2 separate regions of the Homo sapiens genome follow, and region 2 is linked to region 1. A link is an interaction called in ENCODE POLR2A ChIA-PET data of the cell type or tissue named here. Cell type or tissue: MCF 10A. All regions are shown on one strand. Links, peaks and the distances in the headings refer to the core of each region. The heading gives the core; the rest is flanking DNA.

Region 1 (12,703 bases), core at 2,262-10,261:
AGAGACAGTGTTTCTTGGCTGCCTATAACAGCAGTCTTGAACTTGGACTGTTCAACTCCTGGATCAGCTAGGAGGCTGCAGTGCTTCACTCCAGGATTCCAAAGGATGCTGCATACTCTAGTGGCTGCCTGGTCTGAAGATGAGTAATGTACTTAAATCAAGAAATCACAGGATTGCAGACTTAATGCAAAGAGATAATACTTTTTCACACTGTTTCTGTAATTCCAGAAAACAATAGACCTCCAGTGGCTGTGGCCGGCCCTGATAAAGAGCTGATCTTCCCAGTGGAAAGTGCTACCCTGGATGGGAGCAGCAGCAGCGATGACCACGGCATTGTCTTCTACCACTGGGAGCACGTCAGGTAGTCTGTCTCGCCACTGAGCTAGGTTCATGCCCATGCTGAATGCTAATATTATCCCTTCTCTGGAGGATCTGTAGTAAACAATCAGCTTGCGCATTTTGAGGAGTCGGGATTTAAGCACGTTTCTAGAAGTGGCTGGGCGTTATTGATTGAAGAGTACATTAAGTGTGGATGGACATCATTGACAGCGGAGGGAGGTAGAGCTTGGGGCAGTTGAACAGGGCTGTCTTGGTGTGAGGCGAGCTCATGACAGAAGAGGTTCAGGGAAACCTGTGTGTGATCCTGTCTACACTCAACCCATCCTGCAGTGACTGTAGACACCAGAAGTGCAGTGTAAGGGGCGACCCATATCATCTAACATTTTCTGAGCTTTACATGCTCTGTCTCATAGAACCCTGTATCAGTTTGTAAGAGATAAATAAGAATATTATTCCTATTTAAAGTTGAAGAAACTGAGGCTTGTAGACACTAATGAGACCACACAGACTAAGGTTGCCCAGATAGTAAGAGAAAGAGCTTGGACCCAAACTGAGGTATTTTTGACAAGCCCCGATCTTAGTGACTATACTGTGATCTCTCTCCTAGGAGAGGGCTTATCTGGCTTATTCCCTCCTCTTCCATGCTCTCCCTAAAGATAGATGAGGATTTCACCTAATTTTATTCAAAGAAGAAATGGGAGTCGTTTCTAAGGCTCATTTTCCAAGGATAGATCATTTCACTGGCAGCTTGACTTAAAAAAATCGAGAACAAATATTCTCTTCCCAGTAATCCAGCAGACTCTGCCTGAGATAGGTTTTAGCTTGTGACTCTTACACTGAACTAGAGAGTACAGATGAATGGAGTTTTCTTAGAATTCTCTAAATGGTATATATTATAGCTGGAACAAAACATTTATAAGAGCACAAATCGCATGCCTGTCATATTCAAAACCCCATGCCCCCTCCCTTATGTTAACCACTTCTATGTTTTATAGAGGCCCCAGTGCAGTGGAGATGGAAAATATTGACAAAGCAATAGCCACTGTGACTGGTCTCCAGGTGGGGACCTACCACTTCCGTTTGACAGTGAAAGACCAGCAGGGACTGAGCAGCACGTCCACCCTCACTGTGGCTGTGAAGAAGGGTGAGTGGGTCTGAGGTGGACAGGGCTGGGCCTGCTCTGCTTTCGAGTCTGCAGGACCCTCAGCCAGGCCATGACTATTCAGAGATGTTGGTGTTTGCTTATTTGTTCGCAGCAGATGCCGAACCCTGCCTGGCTGAAAAAAAGCCAACTTTCTTCTATTCATGTTAGCTGTTTCTCAGTCGCCCTCTGCAAGCAGACATTTCCTTTTGTTTGTGGAGCATATCTTCTAATGACTTCACTCTTCTGTGACTACTAGTAATGAAAGACCCACGTCCAAATGACACCATTATGCTTTTTTTCCTTTATTCCTTGGAAATTCAAGAAAAGAGATGTTTTCAAATTCCATATCGTTTCTTAGTGTGAAATCTGTGGTCTAGACTAGTGAATACTGCTTTAGGTACTTGTCTCCTTGTCTGTCTTCCCATTTGACTGTGAACTGCCTGAGTGTCTTTGCTTCAGACATCTCTGTATCCTCAGTATAGCCTCAGTATAGCAGAGTGCTAGACTCATGGCAAATCAGAGGTGTTGAATGAATTAGTGAATGGATGATTACAACGTGTTGAAGTGCAGAGGAGTATAAGAGCCTGGCTGGATGGAAAGGTTCAAGCATTGTAGAATGGCAAGAGTGTGGGACGCTGGGAGAGTGGCTGCAGCCTGAGGCACAGGCTCTGCCATGGAGGGTTGTATGTGCCACGGGCCATGCTTAGGGGTTTGGACTTTATCCTCTGGGCAGCTGGGAGAGGCTGAAGCAACTTTAACAGCAAAGTGATATAGATTTGGATTTTTCAAAAGATTTTATTGTAGAGATTTTCAACCATGCATAAAAGTAGAGAGAATAGTCTGAACAGGCATCTTGACTTGTTTCTAAGGGGAAATTGGGAGGGATCAGGCTGGGTCCCAGAGCCCCTTCTGGACAAGCAGGATTTGCCTCACAGCAGCCTCATCTCCAAATTGAGGCTGTGTCTTATTATGATCTCCCCACTGTACCCCAGTGTTGTTAGTGCTCCCTGGCCCCTCTTTTCTGAAGTTATTACATCAGAAATGGCTTTTACATTGCCTCATTTTTTTATTTTTAAAATAGACCCAGGGTCTCACTCTGTTGCTCGGACTGGAGTACTGTGCTGTGATCATAGCTCATTGCAGCCTCAAACTCCTGATCTCAAGTGATTCTCTCACCTCAGCTTCCTGAGTAGCTGGGTCTACAGGTGTGTGTTACCATGCCCAGCTGATTTTTAATTTTGTGTGTGTGTGGAGACGGGTCTTGCTACCCAGGCTGGTCTTGAACTTCTGGCTTCAAGCACTCATCCTGCCTTAGCCTCCCCAAGTGTTAGGATTACAGTTATGAGCCACCATGCCTGGCCATTGCCTCATTTATATTTAACACCTAGTCAGAGAAGTGAGGGCCTAATTATCATTGTTATTATTTCAATTTTTAATTTTTCATAGAGATGGAGACTTGTTGTGTTGCCCCGGCTGGTCTCAAACTCCTGGTCTCAAGTGATTCTCCTGCTTTGGCCTCCTAAAGTGCTGGGATTACAGGTGTGAGCCACTGCACCCAGCCTACTTTTTACTCAAATTTTTTTTTTCTTTTTTTTTGTCTTAGAGAGTCAAGATTTGGCAGTACTTGAAGTGGAAATATTTCTGGCCAGATAGTGTGGACCAGTACAAAATGACCCAAAGTATATTGTAAACCAAAATATTGCCACTTTCAATACCCTAAATGTTGGTAAAATCATTGTTTCTATTTTTCAAGGACAGAAAAGGTATAACAATATTAGAAAAATTCCCAAGGTACAGCTTGCCACCTGCTTTACCGTTTTCATCCCAAATTATAGCTAACTAAGTACAAATGGAGCTTTAAGGAAGTCTGTATCTTATATGCATCTGGGGAAAAAAATGCCTTTTTGGATATTTTAATTCTACATACTGTATCTGCAAGGTGGAAGAGTTGTGGATGTTTTATGACACACTTATTCTATCACTGGTGTTTTAAATCAATCTCTTTGCTTTCATTTTGCTATATTTGACTTAGAAAATAATAGTCCTCCCAGAGCCCGGGCTGGTGGCAGACATGTTCTTGTGCTTCCCAATAATTCCATTACTTTGGATGGTTCAAGGTCTACTGATGACCAAAGAATTGTGTCCTATCTGTGGATCCGGGATGGCCAGAGTCCAGCAGCTGGAGTGAGTACTGAGAGAGAATTGCTCCTAGACCACTTATCATTACATCTGCATTAGTCAGCTTGGGCTGCAAACAATATATCACGGTATATTCTAAGGAAAGGATATAAGTATAAGGAGGCTTAAACAACAGAACTTAATTTTGTCTCCATTATGGAGGCTGGGAAGACAGGCTCAAGTTGCTGGCTAATTCAGTTTCCAGTGAGGTCTTTCTTCCTGGCTTGCAGACAGCTGCCTTCTTACCATGTCCTCCCATAGCAGGGGAAGAGAGAGCACTCTGGTGTCTCTTCTTATAAGGACAGTAAATCCTATTGGATCAGGGGCCTACCCTTATGACCTCAATTAACCTTAACTACTTCCTTATAGGTCCTATTTCTAGATACAGTCATATGGGGTTAGGGCTTCAACACAGGAGTCTGGGAAAGACACAGTTCGGTCCACGGCAGTGTCTCTATAATGACCTCATCTCTCTTTCCCTGTTCCCTGTAAGGTGCTTATGCTTCTACATTAGAATGTTCTGAAGGCTGGAGGCAGTAGGCTGCTTTGAGATTTAGCCAAAAGCTGAAATCCTTTCTGACTTTTTCCTGAACAGACTTTGGATGGGGCAGGAAACCATAGCTTGGAAGCACTTTGAGGTCAAGTCTTCCAGCAGGATGCTTTTCCATCCTTCGTATTTTGGTCCAAGTGGATTCTTTTCTGTTCCTCATATTGTACCAGATGAGTCAATAGATCACGGATTGCTATTTACGTTTTATAGATGCAGAAGGCGAAATGCAGAGATGAGAAGTGACTTGGCCGAGGTTAACTAATCCATTTCTTTTGTTCTTTTTTTTTTTTTTTTTTTTTTGAGATGGAGTCTCACTCTATCGCCCAGGCTGTAGTGCAGTGGCGCAATCTCGGCTCACTGCAACCTCCGCTGCCCGAGTTCGAGCTATTCTCCTGCCTCAGCCTCCCGCGTAGCTGGGACTACAGGCACGTGCCACCACGTCCAGCTAATTTTTGTAGTTTTAGTAGAGATGGGGTTTCACCATGTTGGCCAGGATGGTCTTGATCTCTTGACCTTGTGATCCACCCGCTTCGGCCTCCCAAAGTACTGGGATTACAGGCGTGAGCCACCGCGCCCAGCCTTAACTAATCCATTTTTAATCAAACTAGACACACCTAGGTTTTTAGCTCCTGGCAGGCATTTTACCCCCATTAGATCACTCTGCCTCTTAGGACATAAATGTATGTACGTCTTCATTCCTGCCATTTCTAAGGACTGGAGAGATACAGATTTAGTCTTGGAGATGTACTAAGGAGTGGTCACAGGGAAGGAACTGAAAATGCTTTATACTTTTTTTTTTTGAGTCCGAGTCTCGCTCTGTCACCTAGACTGGAGTTTAGTGGTGCGATCTAGGCTCACTGCAAGCTCCACTTCCCAGGTTCAAGCCATTCTCCTGCCTCAGCCTCCCGAGTAGCTGGGACTGCAGGTGCCCACCACCACGCCTGTCTAATTTTTTTGTATTGTATTTTTAGTAGAGACGGGGTTTCACCTTGTTAGCCAGGATGTTCTCGATCTCCTGACCTCGTGATCCGCCTGCCTTTGCCTCCCAAAGTGGTGGGATTACAGGCGTGAGCCACCATGCCCTGCCAAATGCTTTATACTTTCTAAGCACTTCTAGAATTAACACTATTCAACTAGATGGGGGATTAGCCTCTAAATGTAATAACAATGAGTCTCTGTTCACAGCACATATTCGTTATCACCCCTTCTATTAGCAGGAGTCTGGGAGGTTCTTCTCTCATTCTTTGGAGCTTAGAAGCCCACAGAACAGAGGACGCTACACAGGGTCTTGGGTTATTTCAGGTGAACATGATACATTATGAGGGAATTCAAGATGAGAGTTTTGTAAAGCTATGTTTGAAAATAAGACCCAGAAAACCTGTGCTTTGTTCTCAGCGTCCTTGCCCTAATTCAAATGGTCTTTCCCTTTGTTGGATACAATTAATTATTTGGTAATTCCTGGAAAGTGCTTGGTAAACTTAGTTCAGTTCAGGAAATACTGTCTGAGGATGTGCCCCCTGGTGCTTTTTGGGGAAGAGATGCTGAGGATTTCTCCAGTCTTTAGCTATCCCGCCAGCCTCATTCCCTGCAGCCTCCCTCTTAAAGTCACGCCTGTGTTAAAAAGATGGGACACTGAGGTTTAGGATCAACAGAAGCCCAGAAATTGGGACCCGAGGATTGACAGCTGCCCTGTGATCCGTGTTCTTTCGCAGGATGTCATCGATGGCTCTGACCACAGTGTGGCTCTGCAGCTTACGAATCTGGTGGAGGGGGTGTACACTTTCCACTTGCGAGTCACCGACAGTCAGGGGGCCTCGGACACAGACACTGCCACTGTGGAAGTGCAGCCAGGTGAGTTCCTGGGCTCTGGAGCTGGCCATGCAGGCTCTGGCTGGTCAGCCTTTGGGGTCTTTACGCTGACAGATGTGACCAGTGTGGGAGGCCTCCTGTGGCTGGCTCCAGCTCTTGGCTGGACCCACTTTGAGGATGTCTCTTACACCTTGTTGTGTATCCCCAGATAGATCCAGCCTCATCACTCTTTAAAAGAGAATGTTATCTGGCAACTAGATTTTCTTTTCATGTTTGTTTTCCTGCCAGAAGACAAAGACTTAATGTGAAGTGGACACAAGGGCCTCATACCAGGGCACAGAGGGAGGCAGCTCCAGTGAAGTGGCTGTAACGACCTCAGCATAAACTGGACTGGGAAGTGCCCATTGGCACTTGGAAGCAAAATTCTCTTTCTGGTCCTGGGAAAATGTGGAAGAGGCTGAAATTTTCAGCTAGCCCAGAGGCTAATTAGGTACACCCGATTATCTTCTGGAAAAAAAATTATAAACAACAAACTGTGATAAAACAAGGGAAAGTACTCCCAGATAGTGGCCTTTGCGGTGTTTAGAAGAATTTACCTGAGTGCTACAACTCAAATGTAGAAATGGCATAGGAGTAACTTTGAGCTCCTATAGAAACCTCGCTCCTTATGCTCTAAAGCCTGTGCAAATGTCCAAGTGCAAATCCTGTATCTTCTCTTTCCCCAGACCCTAGGAAGAGTGGCCTGGTGGAGCTGACCCTGCAGGTTGGTGTTGGGCAGCTGACAGAGCAGCGGAAGGACACCCTTGTGAGGCAGCTGGCTGTGCTGCTGAACGTGCTGGACTCGGACATTAAGGTCCAGAAGATTCGGGCCCACTCGGATCTCAGGTAGGAGCTGCACACTCAAGGCGGGGCCTTGGCCGTACAAAATTCCAGCTCTTACCTCATCCCAGTCCAGTAGAAAACTGTTCATTCCTCTGCTACTTTTGTATTTTTGACACACTTTTATCCCATTCATATACTTTTTTTCTCAAAGGGCAGTAGTATGGCCAACATCATGCTAGGTCCTTCCTAAAATTCTCAGTAAATGTTTGCTGATTGGGAATGTTCTGAGTGAAGGAGGTGCTGGGGAACAGCAGGGGAGACGGTTGTTAGCTCTGGTGTCTTCAGAGCTGGGCAAGGGGTCTGGAGCATGTGAAGAGGATGTCTCACAGCTGGGCTGCATCCCTGCCCCACGTTCATGGGGACTGAGGCTTCTCTCAATGTGAAAGGATCACTGATTACCATTTGCCATCTCCTGGGAGTATATGAGGCTGAAACTCTGGCCTTTATTTTTCATGACATCTTTGTATTTAATTGAGTTTTATTTATTTAATCTATTTATTATTTTATTTTATTTTTATTTTTTGAGACAGGGTCTCGCTCTGTTGCCTAGGCTAAAGTGCAGTGGCATGGTCTCAGCTTACTGTAACCTCCGCCTTTCAGATTCAAGTGATTCTCCTGCCTCAGCCACCTGAGTAGCTGGGACTACTGGTGCCCCCACTATACCCGGCTAATTTCTGTATTTTTAGTAGAGGCAGGGTTTCATCTTGTTGACCAGGCTGGTCTCAAACTCCTGACCTCAAGTGATTCGCCCACTTAGGCCTCCCAGGGTGCTGGGATTATAAGTGTGAGCAACCATGCCTGGCTGAATTTTACTTTTAAAGTCTTATCTAGCTCAGGGTGGAGTGGGAGGAGGGAGAAAAAGAATATGGGAATGAAAACCCACTATTCACAGTAACTCCATTTGCCTAGCTATTGTCAGCTCTTCCACTTTGGTTAGTTTTCCAGAGAACTGAAGTTCACTTAGAAAAACACCAAATTTAAACATGTTCTAATTATTTTCTAAGGAACTCTTTCTAAAATGGATCATATATTTCCCTCGTAAAATATAAAATACTGAATCAAAGACATGTCTGAAAATCAACAAAACCAAAAGTTGTTTCTTGGACAGATCAGCAAAATTGATAAATCCTTAGCTAGATTGACTAAGAAAAAATAGAGAAGACTCATACTACTAAAATTAGGCATGAAATAAGGCACATTACTACTGACTTTATAGAAATAAAAAGGGCTGGATGCAGTGGCTCATACCTGTAATCCCAACACTTTGGGAGGCCAAGGCAGGCAGATAGCTTGAACCCAGGAGTTCGAGACCAACCTGGGCAATGGCGAAATGCTATCTCCACAAAAAACTTGCCAGGTGGCCAGGTGCGGTGGCTGACGCCTGTAATCCCAGCACTTTGGGAGGCCGAGGTGGGCAGATCACTTGAGGTCAGGAGTTCAAGACCAGCCTGGCCAACATGGCGAAACCTCGTCTCTACTAAAAATACAAAAATTAGCTGGGTGTGGTGGCAGGTACCTGTAATTCCAGCTACTCAAGAGGCTGAGGCAGGATAATTGCTTGAACCTAGGAGGCAGAGGTTGCAGTGAGCTATCGCGCCACTGCACTTCAGCCTGGGTGACAGAGCGAGACTCCATCTTAAAAAAAAAAAAAATTAGCCAGGCATGGTGGCACACGCCCATGGTCTCAGCTACCCAGGAGGCTGAGGTGAGAGGATCACTTGGGAGGTTGAGGCTGCTGTGAGCCATGTTCACACCATTGCATTCCAGCCTGGACAACAGAATGAGACCCAGTCTCCAAAAAATGTGGGTGGGGGAGGATTATAAGAGAATATTATGGATCATTGTATGTCAACACATTAGATAACCTAGATTAAGTGGACAAATTCCTAAACAGACATAAATTACAAAAACTCACTTGAGAAGAACTTAAAAATCTAAATAGACCTATAACAAATAAAGAGATTGAATTAGTAATGTTAAAACTTTCCACAAAATTCAAGACCAGATGGCTTCACTGATTAATTCTGCAAAATGTTTAAAGAATGAACAGTCCTTCACAAACTTCCAAAAAATAGAAGAGGAGGGAACATTTCCCAACTCATTCAGTAAGACCAGTTTTACCTTGACACTAAAATCAGACAAAGACATCACAAGAAATGAGAACTACAGACCAATATCCCTTGTGAATATAGAAGCAAAAATCTACAACAAAATACTATCAAACTGAATCCAGCAACTTATTACAAGGTTTATAGACCATAACCAAGTGGGATTTATCCCAGGAATGCAAGTGTGGTTCAGCATATAAAAATCAATAAATGTCATAAACCACATTAATAGGATAAAGGACAAAACCACAGGATCATCTCAATAGGCACAGAAAAAGCATTTGACAAAATCCAACACCCTTTCATGATGAAACACTTGCCGTGGGTTGAATTATATCCACCCCCTGCCCCCCACCAAAATATAGTCAAGCCCTAACCTCTGGTACCTATGAATGTCACCTTACTTAGAAATAGGGTCATTACAGATGTAATTAGTTAAGAAGTTATACTGGAGTAGGGTGGGCTTTTAAATCAATATGACTGGTGTTCTTCTAAGAAGAGGACAAGAGACATAGAGAGAGGCACACAGGAAGAACACCATGTAACGACCGAGGCAGGGACTGGAGAGATTCTTCCACAAGCCAAGGAATACCAAGGATTGCTGGCAGCACCAGAGCTAACAGAACACTTTGATTTTGGACTTCTGGCCTCCAGAACTGTGAGAAGAGGTTTCTGTTGTTTTAAGCCACTTCGTGGGACGTGTTTCACAGCAACCCTAGGGGATGAATACAGATTGGAGTAGCTATTTCTCCAAAGAAGATATACAGATGGCCAATAAGCACATGAAAAGGTGCTCACCATTAGCCACCAGGAAAATGCCAACCAAACCCATGTTGAAATATCACTTCACACCTGCTAGGATGGCTAGAATCCAAGACAGACCATAGCAAGTGCTGGCGAGCCTGTGGAGAAACTGGAACATTTATACATTGCTAGTGGGGATGTAAAATGGTACAGCCACTGTGGAATACAGTTTGGCAGTTCCTCAATATGCTAAGCATACAGCTACCATATAACCCATTAATTCCACTCCTAGGTATATACTCAATAAAAATGAAAAACTTATGTCTACACAGAAACTTGTATATGAATGTTCATAGCACAAATTCATAATAGCCAAAATGTGGAAGCAACTCAAGTGTCCACCAGCTGATGAGTGGATACAAAATGTGATATATTCATACAACAGAATATCATTTGGCAATAAAAAGGAATAAAGTATTGATGTGTGCTACAACATGGATGAACTTTGAAAACATGATGGTAAGTGAAAGAAGCCACACACAGAAGGTCTCATATTGTATGATTCCATCTATCTGAAGTGTCCAGAAGAGGCAAATCCATAGAGACCAAAAGCAGATTAGTGGTTGCCCGGGACTGTGGGGAGGAGGTGCTAATGAGTGTGGATTGTCTTTCTGGGGTGATGAAGATGTTTTGAAATTTGATAGTGGTGATGGTTGTGCAACTTTGTGAATATACTAAAAGCCATTCCATTTACACTTTAGAAGCGTGAATTTTATGATATGTAAGTTATATCTCAATCAAAAAAAGGTAAAAAGAAAGACATGTCTGCAAGTTATTTTGTGTATATTTGTCTTTTTGCACACATTTATACATTGCTCCTTTTTTTTTTTTTACTATTATGGATTTATTGCAAAGAATATATTAAAGGATACAAATGAACAGCCAGATGAAAAGGTACATAGGGCAAGATCTAGAAGGGTCCTGTGCATGGGAGCTTCCATCCCCATGGATGTAACACTTCATACATCCCAGCACATAGATGCATTCTTGTTCACTAACCTGATAGCTCTCCAGACCCATTTGGTTAGGATTTTCAAAAACTGATACATAATTTACACATTGCTTCTTTTATCTGAAGATCTGTCTGTCTTTGATCAGCTGTACGTTGAGACTGAAGAGGCTTTGTGAATAGAAACATCAATTCCTTGGCTCACAGATACGCCCCTGTCCTTGGCAAGCCACAGAGCTGTAGCCGTCTACCTCCCCAGTTTCACAGGTCAGATGCTGTGGTGGGCGTGTCATGGTAGTCACCATCTGACCATGTGGCTGTCCTCTCTCATTGTCTCCTCCACAGCACCGTGATTGTGTTTTATGTACAGAGCAGGCCGCCTTTCAAGGTTCTCAAAGCTGCTGAAGTGGCCCGAAATCTGCACATGCGGCTCTCAAAGGAGAAGGCTGACTTCTTGCTTTTCAAGGTCTTGAGGGTTGATACAGCAGGTAGGTCTCCTATGGAATATTCTAAAACAATCAGACTTGCCAATCATGGATAAGTTTGACAAACATAGAAGAGGAGTGACATGTGAACATTTTCACTTTAGCATCCAGGGACTTGTTTTACATTTATTTCTCCAATAGAGTTTCCTGCAGCATGCATTTGCCAACTACTCTTGGTCTTGGAAGAAAAATGGAAAACAATAATAATTATGGGCCTAAAGTTAAGATTATACTCACAAGATAATGGCTATTGGCAGAAAGAACAGTGTTAAAGACAAATAAGTGTTACTGGCTGCAAAAGCCATGTTTATATAATTTATTTACCTTGGACATCATGCCTTAGGTTGTGATGATAATGTCATGTAGCTCCTTGAAAATTTAAGACAGCTTGCAAATGCCTTCTCCAGGTGTGCCTCTTTTCTTAGCTCCATGCTCACCACCCCTTCCAGGGTACTCAAATGATTCATAGTCCCATTGTTTCTATCTTTATTTCATGAGTAACATGAATCTCTTGTTATGTTGAAGTGGTTATTTCAGTAGACTCCAGGGAAATGAGAGTTACAAGGGAAATGATAATGTTTGGGCAGTAAAATTTAATTTGTTTCAGATATCTATCTATCTATCTATCTATCTATCTATCTATCTATCTAGATATATATATATCCATCTACAATTGACTTTCTCAATTATAATATGGAGTAACTTAATTTTTAATAACTCCTTTTTTCTTTTCTTTTTTTTTGGTATTTTTAGTAGAGATGGCCTTAGCCATCATGGCTTAGTAGAGCCTTAGCCATGTTGGCCAGGCTGTTCTCAAACTCCTGGCCTCAAGTGATCCACCCACCTCAGCTTCCCAAAGTGCTGAGCCACCACGCCCAGCCAATAACTCCTTTTTTTTTCTAGCTACAAAAATAATATTTATTTATTGTACAAAATTTAGAATATCCAGAGAGGCACAAAGAGGAAAATAATTCTCTAAATTCTAGGTCCAAAATTCTCACCATCCAAAGAAAATTTTTATTAATACTCTGATATATGTTTTTCCAGTTCCACCATCTCTACAATCAGGATGACATGATATATATTTTTAATCTGATTTTTAACTTCAAATCATATTATGAGCCAGGAACAGTAGCACATGCCTGTAATCCCAGCTACTCCAGAGGCTGAGGAGGGAGGATGTCTTGAGGCTAGGAGTTTGAGACCAGCCACAGCAACATAGCAACAAGACCTTGTCTCTTAAAAAAAAAAAGTATATTATGATTATGTTCCCCAATCCTTTAAAATTTCTCTTCAATAAAATTTTTATGGCCACATAGTATTCTACCCTGGATATGCTCCATAATTATGCAACCAGTTTCTTATCCATGGGTTTTAGGGTTGGTTTTAAAGATAATGCTATAATGTAGATAAATCTTTGGGCATGTCCTCAATAATTGCCATTGCACTCCAGAT
Region 2 (12,703 bases), core at 1,880-9,879, 170 kb after region 1:
AACAATTCTTCTGCCTTGAGATGCTGTTAATCTGTAACCCTACCCCCAACCCTGTGCTCCCTGAAACATGTGCTATGTCACCTCAGAGTTAAATGATTAAGGGCTGTGCAGGATGTGCTTTGTTAAACAAATGCTCGAAGGCAGCATGCTTGTTAAGAGTCATCACCACTCCCTAATCTCAAGTACCCAGAGACACAAAACACTGCAGAAGGTCGCAGGGACCTCTGCCTGGGAAAGCCAGGTATTGTCCAAGGTTTCTCCCCATGTGATAGTCTGAAATATGGCCTCGTGGGAGGGGAAAGACCTGACCGTCCCCCAGCCCGACACCCGTAAAGGGTCTGTGCTGAGGAGGATTAGTGAAAGAGGAAGGAACGCCTCTTTGCATTTGAGATAAGAGTAAGGCATCTGTCTCCTGCTTGTCCCTGGGCAATGGAATGTCTCAGTGTAAAGCCCGATTGTATATTCCATCTACTGAGATAGGGGAAAACCGCCGTAGGGCTGGAGGTGGGACATGCTGGCAGCAATACTGCTCTTTAAGGCATTGAGATGTTTATGTATATGCACATCAAAAGCACAGCACTTTTTTCTTTACCTTGTTTATGATGCAGAGACATTTGTTCACGTGTTTACCTGCTGACCTTCTCTCCACTATCATCCTATTGTCCTGCCACATCCCCCTCTCCAGGAAACACCTGATAATGATCAATAAATACTAGGGGAACTCAGAGGCCGGTGCCGGCGCGGGTCCTCTGTATGCTGAGCGCCAGTCCCCCGGGCCCATTTTTCTTTCTCTATACTTTGTCTGTGTGTCTCTTTCTTTTCCAAGTCTCTCATTCTACCTGATGAGAAATGCCCACAGGTGTGGAGGGGCAGCCCAACCCTTCAGATAATTGAAGGCAAAGAAAAACTTTAATCATTGCTTCCAGGGCGTTGAAGTCTGGAAAATCGCTGAGTATAGAGAACATGGCTGGTAGATTTTTCATTTTACTAAAGCTTTAATGATGAGATAAGTATTTCAAACATATTACATGCCTTCAGAGATGCTTCTTTGAGAAAATATGTGATAACTTTCTCTTTAAAACAAAATTTGCACCCAGCACAATGAGACAGCTCTAAGATAACTTTTGCAAAGTCTAAGGAAAACTCTGGAACCTGTCCAGACGTACAGCCTCGTAATTCGTGGCAAAGATTTTTCTGAGAAGGGTGGGAACCATTGGAGGACTTCGAGCAGAGAGGTAATGAGCAGAGGTAACAATCTGATTTATGTTTAAATGGGTCACTCTTGCTGTGTGGGAAAGAGACTACAGAGAGGCAATTGGAAGCAGAGAGATGGTGATGATGGTTTGGGCTAAGGTGGGGATGGTGGAGAGGGGAAGATGAGTTGGGCTTGGTACCATATATTGAAGGCTGAGTTGACAACATTTGCAGATGGGATATAAGAGAAAGAGAGGCATAGATGTTGCTCCAAAATGTGTATCCCGAACAGCAGGGCCTTGCTGGTGCTATTTACTGAGATAGGGAATTTTGGAAAGGAGCAGTTTTTTTTTTGTTTGTTTTGTTTTTTGTGACGAAGTCTCGCTCTGTCGCCCAGACTGGAGTGCAGTGGTGTGATCTCTGCTCACTGCAAGCTCCGCCTCCCGGGTTCACGCCATTCTCCTGCCTCAGCCTCCCAAGTAGCTGGGACTACAGGCGCCTGACACCACGCCCAGCTAATTTTTTGTATTTTTAGCAGAGATGGGGTTTCACCGTGTTAGCCAGGATGGTCTCGATCTCCTGACCTTGTGATCCACCCGCATTGGCCTCCCAAAGTGCTGGGATTACAGGCGTGAGCCACCATGCCTGGCCAGAAAGGAGAAGTTTTTAATTGAAAACTGTGGCTCAAACCTGTAATCCCAGCACTTTGGGAAGCCAAGGTGTGCGGATCACCTGAGGTTGGGAGATCGAGACCAGCCTGACCAACGTGGAGAAACCCCATCTCTACTAAAAATACGAAATTAGCTGGCTGTGGCGGTGCATGTCTGTAATCCCAGCTACTGAGGGGGCCGAGGCAGGAGAATCACTTGAACCCGGAGGTGGAGGGTGCGGTGAGCCAAGATCGCACTATTGCACTCCAGCCTGGGCAACAAGAGTGAAACTCCCGTCTCAACAACAACAACAAGAACAACAACAAAAACAAGAACAACAAAAACTATGGCATGGCATTTGGTTTTGAATGTTAACTTCGAGAGATGTCCTAGACAGATATCTGAGTGTAGATGTCAAGTAAGCAGCCTGGAATTCAGGGAAGGTGTTGGAGATAGATAGTTACATTTGAGACTGTATAGAATATTTAAAGCCACAAGATTGGAAGAGATCTCCCAAGAAGGCCGAGCACAGTGGTTCACCCCTGTAATCCTAGCACTTTGGGAGTCCGAGGCTGGTGGATCACCTGAGGTCTGGAGTTTGAAACCAGCCTGGCTAACGTGGCGAAACCCCGTCTCTACTAAAAATATAAAAATTATTGGGGTATGGTGGCAGGCGCCTATAATCCTGGCTACTCGGGAGGCTGAGGCAGGAGAATCGCTTGAACCCGGGGGGCAGAGGTTGCAGTGGGCCAAGATTGCCCCACTTCACTCCAGCCTGGGGGAAAGCAAAACTCCATCTCAAAAAAAAAAAAAAGTCTCCCAAGAAGTGAGTCAGAGAAAAAGTCATCATACAATTGAGCTCTAGATCCTCTCATATTGAATTGTTAAGAAGATGAGATAGATCCAGCAGAAGAGTATGAGGAGTGACAAAGAAAGAAATAGAATCAGAGGGTGGAATCCTAGAAGCCAAGTAAAGAAAGTTATTTAGTTGGGGTTCAGAAACTGCTACCCCAAAATATGTTTTGACATGTTAAACTGAAGAAGCCTCAAGGTCTCGCTGGCACCACCCCCTGCCAACTGAGTCTTCCAAAGATGAAGTTAACGTTTTTTTTTAACCTAAGATCCAGACCCATTAAAAGAAACAACTGTCTCTTCTCCTCCCTGAAAAACCAAGAATGTAACCATGCTTGAACACACCCTTTGACAGGGTAATGTTCATGTTCATCTCTGTTCCCTGATCCATTCATTCTCCCTAGTAATCCCCTCAATAGAATTCCTCTTCTACTCCCTCCCATAGCCTATTTTGCCAGGGTGGTATATAAGCTTCTTAACCCTGTTGGAGGTTGTGTAATCACCCTGTGATTCTCCCTGTGTACACATTTATACAATTTGCCTTGTCTCCAATCAATCTGCCTTTTGTGGGTTGATTTTTTTAGCAAACTTTCAGTGGCTGAAGGGGAAGTTTCTCTTGGTCCCTACTGTTGCATGAATGAAGAAGTGATAAGTTATGTCAAAATTTTCTGATGGGTAAAATAAGAAATGAGAATTGTCTATATTGGACATGACACTATGGAACTTATTGGTGATCTTCATAGGAGCAGCTTTAATAGAGTAACAGGAAAAGGGACCTGTGAAACCACTTTGCAAAGATTATCACAGTAAGAGATATCTGATGTAGTTGACTCCATCTTGCTTCTGACCTCCAAGCTGTCCTTGGTTGTTCTTAGGTATAGGCCAAACTAACCATGGAGGAATTTGGTTTATAGCTTAACTTTGAAGCAAGGATAATAGTCCTACCCTAAAACTACCCCCTTCCTGCTTGTTTCGGGGCTGAAACCACCTTCATGAGACTAGTGAAAGGCCCAAGATTAGGATTATGGAAGGAGTCTGAGTTCTGCTAAAATGTGGGCATATGTTCTATAATCCCTTACTGTTCAGGAGTCGTGTGGCCAGAGATCACAAGATTTGTGCTTTCTCAATTGCTCCTATAGATAACATCATCACTGTAGAACCTAAGATTGGCCCTTTGAGATGTTTTTCAGACTGACCCCACTCAAATTCATGACTTATGACTCAGCCTGTCCTGTGGTTCCACCTAGAGGAGAACTCAGTGCATGAGGACCATTTTCCAGCCCCTGTGATTTCATCCCCAACCAATCAGCAGCACCTGTTCCTTAGCCCCCTGCCCACCAAATTGTCCATAAAAACCCTAGACTCTGAGCCTTCAGGGAGACTGGGTCAAGTAATAACCTCATCTCTGGTGTGGCTGACCTTGCATCAATTAAACTCTTGTTTTACTGCAATGCCTCAGTCTCAGTGAATTGATTATGGCTGTGCAGCAGGCAGGAAGAACCCATCAGGGTATCACACCTGGATCACTGTCTTCCCTTTTATCCCAAGCCATAGCAGAATCCCAGAAGACGCCTGCATCTATATAATAACAATCTAGCCTCAACATTTCTTAATCTCTTTCCTTACCTTCTTGGCTTCATGGCACATTGAGCTAAAAAGCTATCTTTCTTGATCCCCACTTCCCCACTCTCCACTATCAGGAAGAAGGTGTAGAGGGAGGTGCTTGCCCACTAACTTCAAGCCCAGTGAGAGGAGCTTCTTAAGACCCACTCTAGGAGCTTGAAGAGTTTATAGACTCACACCTGAGCAAGCAATAGACGCTTTGCATCAGGAAAGTAACTGTGTTTTCTCTAAAGGTACATAAAGCCTGAAGTGCAGATGTGACAAGAATATCAGCCTGGGATTGTTTTAAAAAGAATCCTTCCCCAAAGAGCAGCATATCAGGGAGTGAGGAATCTGGCCTTAGAGGCAAGAAGGGGCAGAGCTCAAAGTGATCCGAAGTGGCACCGCCCTTATCAAGGGAATGGCAACCAGATGGGCCTGGGGTGGGGGCGGAAGAGAAGTCCTCTGGAGAACCTCCTTACAATGTGAACCTGTGCACAAGGAGAGTCCACTTTAAAATCTGCCCCAGCTGGGCACGGTGGCTCATGCCTGTAATCCCAGCACTTTGGGAGGCCGAGGTGGGTGTATCACCTGAGGTCTAGAGTTCGAGACCAGCCTGGGCAACATGGTGAAATCCCGTCTGTACTAAAAATACAAAATTAGCTGGGTATGGTGGTGCATGCCTGTAATCCCAGCTACTTGGGAGGCTGAGGCAGGAGAATTGCTTGAACCCGGGAGGTGGAGGTTGCAGTGAGACAAGATCGTGCCATTGTACTCCAGCCTGGGCGACAAGAGCGAAACTCTGTCTCAAAAACAACATAATATAAAATAAATAAAATAAAATAAAATAAAATAAAATAAAATAAAAAAACAAAATAAAAAAAATAAAATAATCTGCCCTGCCTGGAGGGCATGATGCCTTCTTCCAATGAAAGCTTCTGGTTCATCTTACTTTGCCTTACCACCCCAGCAGAGTCAGAAACAGCAGCCATGGAGTAAGAAAGGTGGCAGCAAGGGATAGGGGAGCTGGCACAGGATCTCTATCTACACCAAAATTTCTCCAAGCCCAACAAGGAAAGAGGGGCCAAGTCTTTCTTTGAATGAGGATTGAAGTGTTGATTAGTATATTAGGTCTTACATTGTAAATTACTGAATTGAAATTACCATATGGACTGGACGTTTTAAGTTAGTGAGTTGAGTAACTTAGTTACTAGAGTAGAACACAGGACTGAAGGACCAGAAAAGTCATGGAACCTGCCCAAGTTATCAAGAAGCAGGAGAAGGACTAGCCCCACTCAGCAAGATTAAAGAGACTGCAAGTGACAAAAATAAAGTGGCTTCTATGATTACACCCCATGAGTCCTGCATGTTCCAAGTCCTAGTCATAGTGGTTTCAGATGATCAGTTACACAATCTTGATTGCGTAGAGAAGGAAGAGCAGCCAGGAGGAGTCTGCTGGGAGAATATAATCATCGTGGGTGTAAAGCCTTAAGGAGACTATGGTCAGAGTAGGATATTCATACTGCAACATTTCTGAGATGAAACGGTTCTGGATGGGAACCTAATCCACAGTGTGAGGCACACTGAGCCAGATGAAGAGGAGAAACTAAGAAAAATTTCCAGCCAGGGGAAAAATGTGTGGGCAGACTAGTGCTTTTGGAGGTAGTTGTGCCTGGAGCAAGGTGGGTGAGGAGCTGGAGTGATTCTAGATAAGGCCAGAGGGGTAGGCAGGGACTAGGTCATGCTGGTCTCGTGCTTTGTCAGCCATGGCAAGGAGATTTGATTTCATTCTTTGAGACATGGGGAACTCTTGAAGGGTTTTAAACCAGGGGCAAAGATTCTACATTCATTTTAAAATGATTGCTCTGGCCTCCTTTTGGAGGCTGGATTGTAGAGAGGGGAGAGTGAAAGCAGAGAGATCTTTGAAAGGCTGCATGTAGCAGGCATCCATAAAATATTTGACAGCGCTTGGGATAGGGCAGGTGCAATGGATATGGTGAAGTTAGACTAAAGAGATATTTAGGAAGTAGAGTGGGTAGGACTTGGTGATTAATAAGAGGAAGATGTATTAGGTTGCTAGGGCTGCCATAACAAAATATCCCAGACTGGGTGGTATAAACAACATAAATTAATTTTCTCACAGCTCTGGGAGTTAGTAGTCCAAGATCAAGGTTAAAAAATCAAGGGTTGGTTTCTTTTGAGACCTCTCTCCTCGGCTTGTAGATGTCAATATTCTCTCTGTGTCCTCACATGGTTTTCTCTGTGCATACATCCCTGGTATCTCTTCATGTCCTAATCTCTTCTTTTAAGGACACCAGTTAGATTGGATTAGGGCTCACCCTAATAGAGTCATTTTGCCTACCCTAATAAAGTTAACCCCATTTGGAGATAAGGCCTTTACCTCTTTAAAGGCCTTATCTCCAAATTCAGTTACATTCTGAGATACTGGGGGTTAGGGTTTCACCATATGGATTTTAGGAGAACACAATTCAGTTCATAACAGAAAATAAAGATGAAACCTATTATATCATTCTAGCAGGAGCAAGATGCTGAATTATGATGCTGTGTGCTGAATCGGGGAACCCTGGAGGAAGTGATGGTTTAGATTGGGAGTTCCATTTTGAGCATGGTGAGTTCAACATTGCCACATAAATATCCAACAGAATAAACAGCTGGGCTGGGCATGGTGGCTAACATCTGTAATCCTAGCACTTTGAGAGGCCTAGGCGAGTGGATCAGTTGAGGTCAGCAGTTTGAGACCAGTCTGGCCAACATGGGGAAACCTTGTCTCTACAAAAAATGCAAAAATTAGCTGGGCATGGTGGCAGGCACCTGCAATCCTAGCTACTCCGGAGGCTGAGGCAGGAGAATTGCTTGAACCTGGAAGGCAGAGGTTGCAGTGAGCTGAGATCATGCCACTACACTCCAGCCTGGGCAACAAAGACTCCATCTCAAACAAACAAGCAAATTAAAAACAAAAAACAAAAACAAAAGCAAAACAAAACAAAAAAACAACAGTTGGGTACATTGGTCTAGACCTGCGAAGAAAGTAAGTCTAGGCTAGATATAGAAATGTAGGAGTTTTGGCATATAGATAATAAGGGAGGCCATGGGAACGCAGGGGATTCCCTAGGGAAAGAGAGGAGAACGGGGCCCAGGACAGTCCCCAAGGCACACCAAACAACACCGCGGAGGTGGAGGAGGAGCCATCAAAGGAGATTGAGGAGGGCAGGCCCTTTGTCACCTCTTAGTATGTCCAGGTGCTCCTCAATTTGTGATGGAGTTACATCCAGACAAACCCATTGTAAATTGAAAATATCTGGCCAGGCATAGTGGCTTATTCCTGTAATTCCAGAACTTTGGAAGGCTGAGGTGGGAGGATTACTTGAGACCAGGAGTTTGAGAGCAGCCTGGGCAACATAGTGAGACCCTTTTTCAAAAAATAAAAAATAAAATTTACTGAGTGTGGTGGCATGCCTGTAGTCTCAGCTACTCAAGAGGTTGAGGAGGGAGGATCCCTTGAGGCCAGGAAGCTGAGGATGCAGTGAGCCAAGCTTGTACCACAGCACTCCAGCCTGGGTGACAGAGCAAGGTCCTGTCTCAAAAAAAACCCCAAAAAAGTACATATATGTATAGATAGATAGATAGATAGATAGATAGATAGATAGATACACTTACACACATTTAGATATGTCTATTGATCTCTATATCTCTATATGTCTATCTATAGCTATATCTACATATCTATATCTATCTATAGATGTATCTTTTGTTTTGTTTTTTTGAGACAAAGTCTCACTGTGTCACCCTGGCTGGAGTACAGTAGCATGATCTCAGCTCACTGCAACCTCCACCTCCTAGATTCAAGTGATTCTTGTGCCTCAGCCTCCCAAGTAGCTGGGATTACAGGCATGTGCCACCACACCCGGCTAATTTTTTGTATTTTTAGTAGGGACAAGGTTTCATCCTGTTGCCCAGACTGGTTTCAAACTCCTGAGCTCAGGTGATACACCTGTCTCAGCCTCCCAAAGTGTTGGGATTACAGGCGTGAGCCACTGCGCCTGGTCACTAGAGATATATCTATATACATAATAAGTCAAAAATGTGTTTAATATATCTAATCTACCAAACATCATAGCTTAGCCTAGCCTACCTTAAACATTCTCAGAACCCGTGCATTAGCCTAGGGTTGGGCACAATCACTGGACAACACAGTACACTGTAGAGTATTGGGTGCTTATCCTGGTGATCACCTGGCTGACTGGGAGCTCTACTCATTTCTGCTGCCCACCTTCATGAGAGAATATTGTACAGCATAGCACAAGCCCAGGAAAAGACCAACATTCAAAATCCAAAGGATGGTTTCTACTGGTTGTGTATCACTTTGGCAGCATCATAAAGTTGCAAAATCATCAGTCAAACCACCATAAGTCAGAGACCATCTGTATTACCTAATTGGTGGTAAGCCCAAATAAAATAGTAAAGTTACCCCAAGACCACAATGCTTTTGGCTCTCTTGGTGGAGTAGTGATGGTTAGGCTGGTTGTAATAAAGGGGTTAGAAGTTACCATCACTCTAATTTTCATTAAGTTCCATAATGAAACAACCCATGGGCCTCCTTCATAAAAACCAACGCAGATCCTCAGCTTTGATGTGGGAGGATGGTTCTCTGTCATGGTTTTAGAAGTCTGGTCTCACAGTCCCTCTGCTGTTTCCCTTGGGGCTTTCTGACTGCCATCACCACCATTCTGAACTTGGGGGAGGTTCTACTCCTTTTTAAAGTTCTGGCTTAAGCCAGAATATTTGCATTTGTAATCATATACCAAACACTGTATGAAGATTGCAAGTAGCAAACTGGAGAAACAAAGTCGATGCAATATTGTATTATGGTTTTACTTTTCCACACTTATTCACCTTAAAGGCTTGGTTTCTTCAGGCCAGTAGTTTGCAACCTTTTGTTTAAACCTAAAGAACTGTTTGTATTTTTTTTTTTTGTAGAGGGTATAGAAATTCCGGCCACGTTACATTAGATGAAATGAACTTCCATGTAGTAAGTGTCTACACACTGATTTTTTCATTTTAGTGAGACTAATCTATTTTATTATAGATAAATGTTCCATTGTTATCAGATGATTTTTGACATGGTGAAAATAGCTTTCAGACTCTTCTTATTTTCACGAGCCTAAGGATACAAGGATCCCAGGCTGGGGATCTCAGTCCTAAAATAATTGCTTTTCCTTGGTTGCTGGAGGGATGACAATGTGTCTGTTAATCTGTTCTCTCTTTGCTCCTGCTCTCAAAGCACTTTTGCTAGCAGGCATATTTTCTAATGAAAACATTTAGACCCACCTGGAGTTAATTTAAACAATTTTACTCTCTTAGCATTTCTCCACGGGACAATAATACATATATGAATTTATATCTCATGCTTCCTATCGACCAAAACACTGAAATGTATTTTCTTTTTTTTTTTTTTTTTTGAGATGGAGTTTTACTCTTGTTGCCCAGGCTGGAGTGCAATGGCACACTCTCCACTCACTGCAACCTACGCCTCCCGGGTTCAAATGATTCTCCTGCCTCAGCCTCCTGAGTACCGGGATTACAGGCATGTGCCACCACACTTGGCTAATTTTGGGGTTTTTAGTAGAGACAGGGTTTTGCCATGTTGGTCAGGCTGGTCTTGAACTTCGGACCTCAGGTGATCCATCCACCTCGGCCTCCCAAAGTGCTGGGATTATAGGTGTGAGCCACCTCATGTGGCCTGTATTTTCTACTTTGAAAGACAACGGCTAAACATTGTAAGTATATCATAAGACAAAATAGCCTAAAAGAATGTAATCAGACATGAGACTGAGTTCATGAGAATCATATTTCCTGAATTTCTGATTTTATTGCTGGAGTTTTAGTGAAAATGTATTTGGCTTTGAATTTAATAAATACTATTTATAAAGTTTATGGCTTGTAGATTGCACATGAAAATGATTGTAGAATATTCTTATATCAGGATTTCTCAACCTCAGTTCTATTGACATTTTGGTCGAGATAATTCTTTCTGGGGATGAGAGGTGATCTGTGCATTGCAGGTTGTTTAACAATATTTCTGACCTTTACTCACTAGGTCCCAGTAGCACCCCTTCCCAGAGTTGTGACAACCAGAAATGTGTCTAGACATTGCTATTATCTTCGGAGTGGTTCTGGTTGAGAACCACTGTGTTTTATAATAAGGAGTAGGATCTACAAACCCCAAGACCATTCCATTTCTTTTTTTTTCTTTTTCTTTTTTTAATTTTTAGATGGAGTCTCACTCTGCCACTCAGGCTAGAGTGAAGTGGTGCAATCTCGTCTCACTGCAACCTCTGCCTCCTGGGTTCAAGCGATTCTCGTGCCTCAGCCTCCTGAGTAGCTGAGATTACAGATGTGTGCCACCACACCTGGCTAGTTTTTTGTATTTTTAGTAGAGATGGGGTTTCACCATGTTGGTCAGGCTGGTCTCCAACCCCTAACCTCAAATGTTCTGCCCACCTCAGCCCCCCAGAGTGCCGGGATTACAGGCGTGAACCACTGCACCTGGCCTCCCCAAAACCATTTCTTTTGTTTTAGAAGTTATATCCCTTTAAATGTTCATAGACATCTTCTTCACATATGGTAGATATTAAAATTTGTAAAACGGTTAGTAGACTCCAGCACTAAGTTAAATTTATTTTTCTTTAGGCTTTTATGACTTCAAATGTGTTCTGTTTTATTGTGTCCATTACCACAAAATGAAATCCCAACTTTGTGAGCTTTTTTTTTTTTTTTGAGATGGAGTCTTGCTCTGTCGCCCAGGCCTGAGTGCAATGGTGGGATCTCGGCTTACTGCAACCTCCACCTCCCGGGCTCAAGTGATTCTCCTGCCTCAGCTTCCTGAGCAGCTGGGATTACAGGTACCCGCCACCATGCCTGGCTAATTTTTGTATTATTAGTAGAGATGGGGTTTCACCACGTTGGCCAGGCTGGTCTCGAACTCCTGACCTTGTGATCCGCTCACCTAGGCCTCCCAAAGTGCTGGGACTGCAGGCATGAGTCCCCTGGCCCATTTTCCTTTTTAAAAACAGCACCTACAATGGCAGGTGGGCTTCTCTGAGGTCTGTGTCCATGACCTATCTGAGGATTCCAGGAGATGCCTTTTCCCATGATTTTCAAGAAGTTTGGCCACAGGAGGGAGCACTATTCCTAAGCTTGCTTGTTTATTCTTAACTATTTTTTTTTTTTTTTTTTTTTTTTTTTTTGAGACGGAGTGTCGCTCTGTTACCCAGGCTGGAGTGCAGTGGCGCGATCTCAGCTCACGGCAAGCTCCGCCTCCCGGGTTCACGCCATTCTCCTGCCTCAGCCTCCTGAGTAGCTGGGACTACAGGCACGCGCCGCCACGCCCGGCTAATTTTTGTATTTTTAGTAGAGACGGGGTTTCACCGTGTTAGCCAGGATGGTCTCGATCTCCTGACCTTGTGATCCGCCCGCCTCGGCCTCCCAAAGTGCTAGGATTACAGGCGTGAGCCACCGCGCCCGGCTATTCTTACCTATTTTAATACGTGCTTGTATTTTAATATAAGATTGTCAGAGAGAGTTAATTCCTATCTAGAAATCAGAAATATAACTAGATTTTACATCAGTACTCTGAACACATCTCCTTTCTTATAATCTAAGCTCATGCTGCCTGACACTGAATTTCTTTTTTTTAGTTACCATTTTTGAAATCAGTACTGTAAGATAGTACCTCAAGGTGAAAGATTGCTGCATCACATAGCTATTTTAAAATAATTTCTCAGAATAAGAGTATTAAAACTAACATTCTCTACTTTGAAGAAAATGCGTGGCATATGGTGACAGTTGATAATTGGTGCAGCCTCTACCTTTATATGAGATTGATGGGTATATTGAGAAGGTGTTGAATGTAAGGTAGCATTTTTTTCTTTTTCTTTTTTTTTTTGAAACGGAGTTTCTCTCTTGTCACCCAGGCTGGAGTGCAGTGGCGCAATCTCGGCTCACTGCAACCTCTGCCTCCCAGGTTCAAGCAGTTCTCCTGCCTCAGCCTGCGGAGTAGCTGGGATTACAGGTGCCCACCACCATGCCCAGCTAATTTTTTGTATTTTTAGTAGAGACGGGTTTTCACCATGTTGGCCAGGCTGGCCTTAAGCTCCTGACCTCAGGTGATCCACCCACCTCAGCCTCAGAAAGTGCCGGGATTACAGGCATGAGCCACCATGTCCAGCCCATTTTTTTCTTTTTATAAGCATTTAACTTCTGTCAAAATGTTTGAGATTCTGGCTTGTAAATATAGTGGATCTTAACAAGTGTACATTTGTTCTGTGCTAAAAAATAAATGTACACACACTTCATATTGTAATATGCTTGAATTGGCTCTGGAT

Evidence for each region. Peaks named below come from ENCODE experiments on the same cell type or tissue, not always from the same donor. Only the 100,000 strongest peaks of a DNase experiment are listed, where the experiment ranks them.
Region 2: POLR2A ChIA-PET joins it to region 1 with 5 read pairs; 5 of 35 experiments call an interaction of 5 or more read pairs at or near these places.

Annotation. Positions count from the first base shown.
Region 1 is chr6:24,557,561-24,570,263 of GRCh38, reverse strand. It overlaps KIAA0319, which reads left to right. Exons shown (of 21, transcript NM_014809.4): 12 at 229-361; 13 at 1,335-1,483; 14 at 3,516-3,667; 15 at 5,924-6,062; 16 at 6,746-6,905; 17 at 11,109-11,251. Among named protein-coding and RNA genes, the nearest start is that of ALDH5A1, 69 kb to the right of the region's middle. In MCF 10A, for the core only: no CTCF peak of the experiment used is centred there; no DNase peak of the experiment used is centred there.
Region 2 is chr6:24,388,229-24,400,931 of GRCh38, reverse strand. No RefSeq gene overlaps it. Among named protein-coding and RNA genes, the nearest start is that of MRS2, 8.4 kb to the left of the region's middle. RefSeq lists enhancers at 1-303, 304-1,039 and a silencer at 297-591. In MCF 10A, for the core only: no CTCF peak of the experiment used is centred there; a DNase peak (open chromatin) is centred at 5,711.